2 separate regions of the Homo sapiens genome follow, and region 1 is linked to region 2. Evidence: chromatin loops called from intact Hi-C (ENCODE). Cell type or tissue: PC-9. All regions are shown on one strand. Links, peaks and the distances in the headings refer to the core of each region. The heading gives the core; the rest is flanking DNA. Region 1 overlaps MLPH (melanophilin). Region 2 has its middle 68 kb from the start of COPS8.

The links. Peaks named below come from ENCODE experiments on the same cell type or tissue, not always from the same donor. Only the 100,000 strongest peaks of a DNase experiment are listed, where the experiment ranks them.
Region 1: it touches region 2 in a loop (11-fold over the local background); 10 of 110 quality-filtered maps call a loop at or near these places.

Annotation. Positions count from the first base shown.
Region 1 is chr2:237,511,510-237,514,338 of GRCh38, reverse strand. The region is part of intron 4 of MLPH (melanophilin); the gene reads right to left. Among named protein-coding and RNA genes, the nearest start is that of MIR6811, 2.0 kb to the right of the region's middle. RefSeq lists enhancers at 555-1,055, 1,056-1,556. In PC-9, for the core only: CTCF peaks have their summits at 1,192 and 1,393 (motif pointing left); a DNase peak (open chromatin) is centred at 1,388; H3K27ac peaks cover 427 bases.
Region 2 is chr2:237,152,891-237,155,799 of GRCh38, reverse strand. No RefSeq gene overlaps it. Among named protein-coding and RNA genes, the nearest start is that of COPS8, 68 kb to the right of the region's middle. In PC-9, for the core only: a CTCF peak has its summit at 1,586; a DNase peak (open chromatin) is centred at 1,529.

The DNA of each region.
Region 1 (2,829 bases), core at 324-2,823, 360 kb before region 2:
CTGCTTGAGCCCAGGAGTTCAAAACCAGCCTGGGCAACATAGTGAGAACCCATCTCTAAAAAAAAACATTAAAAATAAAAAAAGAAATTATCTGACCTTCCTTGTTTGACTTTAGGTCATAAGACCCTCACTCCAGAGAGCATCCCGCCCCATTCTCGGAGGAGGAAAGGCCAAGAAGAATCCAGGCAGACAGACCTTGCTAGGTTCCCCACTCAGCCTATTAGCAGCAGGTCCGGCCTTGTTATATAATCTTCTTTCCACACGCAGTCCACCCTTTCTTGAACCTAAGCATAAAAATGGACAATTTCCCTGCATCTGTGGGTCTGTATTCTGAAGGCTCCCATGTATACACGGTAAACACATTTCTAAATCTTTTGTCCAATGAATCTGCCTTTTACGAGATGATTTTTCAGTGAACTTTCAGAAGGTCAAGGCTTTTGGCTCCGAACGTGCCCAGATGACAGAGCCAGAGAGCAGACCTGGTTTTATTTTTGTTCTCTCTGGACAGTGAGTGCCTTGAGGAGACGCATCCCAAACCAACAGGCAGAGACCCCGTGAACTCCCCCTGCACCCAGGGATGCGGAAATGAGCTTTCTGGGGCCTGGGGACCCACCTGTCAGGGTGATGTCCCCGGCCCCCACAATGAACATGAAGAGGAAGTATCCCAGGATCTCAGGGATCCTTTTAGTGTTGGTCCCTTTTGTCACTCTGCACTTGGGCCAAGGGGGCAACATTATCCTACCTATCTGATCAAGTCATGCTAAAAAAAAGAAAAAAACCAAAAAAATTCCAAAAGATTTTCCTTGTTCCTGACATGGAACAGAGATTTTCTGACCACTCTTGATAGGAGAAAACAAAAATAAAACCACATGAGCATAAAGAACCTAGTGTTGACGTCAGGCGAGGTCTGCACTGTCAGGCAAAGCTACCACCGAGGGAAAGAGGGAAAGGCACTGGAAGGGAAGGCACGGGGGTAGGGGGACTGGGTGCCCAGCGACCAGTCCAGGGGTTTTCCCTTCCTTTCTTGGCCATCGGCCATCGAAGCTGCTTCCTGCAGAGCCTGCCGCGTCCTCTATGGAAGGCCTTGGTGAAACACCAGCACTCTGAAGGTTCACTCAATGAAGACCCCCAGAGGCCCACTTACTAGCTGGACAAGGTCTGCATTAGGCCCTGGCTGGGTCAGGTTTCAAAACATTAACCTTAAGCTTTTTTACCCTCCTTTTTTTTTTTTTTTTTAAAGGCACAGCTTTCCCAGTGTTTGTGTTCCTTGCTTGCGCCCTGTTTTAATGTTGTAGTTACAGGTGTCCAGCAGGGAGGAATGCAGCCCCTGTGGGCGCTTGGGGGAGCTGCTGGGAATCCAAGTTCAAGGAGCAGCTGTTTTCTGTTTTCTGTTGCCCCACAGCGCCACCTCCTGGCCCCTTGGTGGTGATGATTTTGAAGTCAGCAGGTTCTGGTGGGCCGTGTGAACTCCAGCAGCTCTGGGCTGAGCTGTGGAAACACTGCGTCCTTTGAAATAATACAGCTTCCTGAGCCCACCCCAGTCCCTAAAGACTGCCTCTGGGGTTGAGATTCTGAGATGCTTGACAGCATGGCTTTTCCCGGTGTTATGTGTCGTTTCTATCCTTAAGCCTGTTAGGGGTGGACTGGAGGCTGGACCAAGCTCCACTGGCTGCAGGAGGACCCTTCTGTGGGCTCCAGGCTGGCCGTGTGCGTGTGGGGAGGTGGGATTTGCTGCTAGGCTTCATGATCACTGTGAAGAAGCAGCCCCCAAGAATAGGGTGATAGGCCCTCCCCATGTCACCGGCCGTTCCTAGTCACATCTGTTGTTGCAGCATGTTATCAGTAGAGCCTCCTTTTACTCTTAAAAATGCCCTGGTTTGGATGATTGATCATACCTGCCCCCATCCCCACCCCACCACCCAAAAAGTGCAGCCACCCTGTGGTGTGCGGTGTACTGCTCCAGCGGTGCCTCTCCGTGGCCTCTGTCCTAAATTAAACGATGGGCTAAGATGCCTTGAAATGCCTGCAGCAGGCCCGGCGAGAGCTTGAATGCTCAAAGGTGTCTATGCCAACTTCTGCTTCTTCAATCAAACTTGAGGCTTTAAGAGACAGGCACGAATAAGGTGTCTCTCCAGAAGGAAGGCCTGGGGGAGACGCCTGGGCTGGGGCATGGTGAGGACGCCCCAATCCAGAAGCACAGCCTCTGCCCTGGACGTGCCCAGCTGCCGGAGCCAGGCGCTGCCTCGTGGCCCTGGAGAAACTCGCCTTGGTCTTGCAGATGGAGTCATCCAGGACACTGAGACCCCAGACACCTGGCTTGGTGGCGGCTGTCCCACCCGAATGCTTGGCCGGGCTTAGTGGCAGAAGCCTTGGACTCCAGGTAACAGGGACAAGGTGAGCTTTCTCAAAAACACTGATGGGTTAGCTCCCTTCAAACTCAAATGCAAAAGACCCCCCGGCATCCTCCCACCCTCTCCCTGAAAAGATCTCTTCCAAATGCCTTATGGGGGATCTTACAGGCGAACACATTGTTTAGTTTAAGCCTACTGCCTGGATTTCAAATTCATCATGAAATAAATACTTGGATTCAAAAGATGAAAACAACTGAATTACAACAGATTTCTCTAAATCTTGATAATCACCAGATTCATGTGAAATGTTTGTTGAAAAGAGAGAGCCTAGGCCCCAAACCAGATGTCCCAGGGAAGAAGGGCTTGGAAAACATGTAGTATTAACAAGCACCCTGGTGATTCAATCAGCAGCTGGGTTTCAGAAACTTGGCTTTGAGTTCTCAACTTACTTTGAAGATTTGAAAACAATATAATTTCA
Region 2 (2,909 bases), core at 156-2,655:
GGGAGGGTAATGATGCCTCCTGAGGTTGCTGGAAAGACTGACTGAGACAGTCCTCAGAAAGCACTTCACAGGGGCCAGCCCAGGGTAAAGGCACAGGAAACGCCACCCACCGCTGCAAATCCATTGCTGTTGAGTCCTGGGGGGACTTTCTTGCCTGTGCTGGCTGTGAGGCAGCCTGTGTGCTACCCCCTCCAACAGCCACACAGTGAGTTTTATTTTCGAATTGCATTGCTAATCCCTGAGGGGAAACACAAAGGCTAAGCAATAAGGCAGGTGTGTGAAACTCTCATTGCCATAAGAAACCTCCAGCATTCTCCCCGTCTTTGTGCACAGCCTGAACTGTTCATGTCACACTTCCTGGCTGCACTGTGGGCTTCTGTTCAGCCCCAAGATAGAGTTCCTCATACCTCCCCGCTCTTCTGACTCCTTCAGGCTGGCCCATCCCGAGGAAGGCGACCCTTCTCTTTTGCTTGCCACTTTCTCATGACCTTGAGCAGACAGCCCCTCTTGCTAGGATCCCGCTGTCTGGGTACATGGAGATACTGTGATCTGAGCCAGGGTTCCTGTCTCTCAAATGGCAGATGAGGACTCTGATGGGCATGTCAAGAGGCTGGGGCAGAGTGTGGGTCTGCAAGTCCCATTGCCTGAGGCACCTGTGTGGGGAACAGAAACCCAGGGACACATGATTGGCAGCTAGTGGAGGGAGGATGGAGCTGAGGGACTGATGGGGAGAGGCCAGATGTGAGCGGATATAGGGAGGAGCCAGGACCTGAGGCCAGATGAAGCTGGGAAGACCCAAAGTTTCTGAGAAAGTGGTCAACACCATGCACAGCAGAGAAGTCACAGGAAGAAATTGGAATGAAAATGTGAATTTGCAATTAGGAGGCCATGAAGAAAAGGAGCTTCCGTGTGTGGAATTGTGGGTTGAAAGTCAGAGTCAATAAATAGCAGAAGCAGAGGCAAGAGTGCCCTGCTCCTTCTAGAAATCTGGTGGCAGAGGGAAGGAAGAGAGGTAGCGATTTTAAAATCAGGTGCACTGGCGGGTACCTGTAATCCAAACTATTTGGGAGGCTGAGGCTGGAGGACTGCTTGAGCCCAAGCGTTCGAGTCCAGCTTGGGCAACATAGTGAGACCCCATCTCTTAAAAAAAATAAATAAAAGGTAGTAACTCTGAGTGCAGGGACCAGGGTTTTCTGTTTTGGGTGGTGGGAGACTGAACGTTTTGGAAATTTGGTGGAAAGAACCAGGTGAGAAAGGGGCTAATTGACCCAACATGGTCCAGGGCCAATCCTTTACTTAGGGACTGTTTATAATGATGTGCAGCTGCTCTGAGGACTGGAAAACGCCTGTTTGGCAAAGAGCTTGCCTGTCAGGAGGGGATTTGCCACTGGAAGGGAAAAGGAAATCATATCAATATAGTCTTTTCACGAGACGACCCTTCATGTGGAGACCTTGGCCCTTTAAAGTTTGAAATACATGTCCCCACATCCTTAGCACCTTTTTCTAGCTGCCACAACAGGCCACCTGCAGCCACCTCCCTGTGTTTCAAGGATGCCATCGTGTGGAAGGCGAAGGGAACAGCAAATATAAGACCCCTTTTATTCAAGGCAATTCACTTCTCGAAGACTAACCACACTAACCACCTTGCCTGACATTTGTATGTCTCCAGAGAACTTTCACAATTTTTTTTTCATTTGATCATTACAATAACCCTGTTTTACAGTCCAGTAAACAAACTCAGAGAGGTTAATTGACTTACTGAAGGTCACACAGCAGAGGGAAGGCATGGTCAATTGCCTCACTCCAAGTTCTCTTCTATCTTCACTGGGTCACTCTAGGCAATGTCATTCAACAGATATTCTACAGCCATGTTTTTCCAAATTTGCCCAACCTTTAGCTCTGGAACCCTGTAGACACATTTGCTTGGGTATGTAGACCTGTAGATGAGTATTCCTGAGATAAATTTCACAAGGCAGCACTTACCTGTATCAAATGTGGTGCCTCTGATTATTCTATTATTCTATTCTATCACATTTTTATAAAAATGCTATTTATGATCCATTAAATTGCTCTCATGACCCATTAGCAGTCAAGACCTATGGTTTGAAAGGCTGAATGATGACCCCCCAGCCAATGATGACTACATCCTAATCCCAGAATCTGAATGTCACCTTACATGGAAGAAAGACTTTGCAGATGTGATTAAGTCTCTTGAAATGAAGAGATTGTCCTAGAATATCTAAATGGGCCCTATGTCGTCACAGGGTCCTTATAAAGGGGGAAGCCAGAGGGTCAGAGTCAGAGGGAAAATGGGACCACTGGAGCAGACATTGGAGTGATGCTCTTTGAAGACGAAGAAGGGGCCATAAGCCAAGGAACACAGGTGGCCCCCAGAAGCTGGAAAAGGCAAGGAAATGAATCCTCCCTAGAGCCCCTGGAAGAAATCAATCCTGTCGACACCTGGACTTCAGCCCAGTCAAACTGTTATCGGAAAGGGGTCCGGATCCAGACCCCCAGAGAGGGTTCTTGGATCTCACTCAAGAAAGAATTCAGGGCGAGTCCACAAAGTAAAATGAAAGCAAGTTTATTAAGAAAGTAAGGGAATAAAAGAATGTCTACTCCCTAGACAGAGCAGGGCATTCCTGAAAGCAACAGGAGGAAGGCACCCACCTTAGGTACAGTGCTTATTTATACACAAGACAACAAAGTCAAGGAAATTATGGGGCGATGTGCTCTACTACGAGAGCTTGTGACAAAGGATTGTTCGTCTTTGTGTAACTATTGTCGTCTGCAAGAATCTATATTAATATCTTTAAAGTAAACTTATTCTTTTTTTTATTATACTTTAAGTTTTAGGGTACATGTGCACAACGTGCAGGTTAGTTACATATGTATACATGTGCCATGTT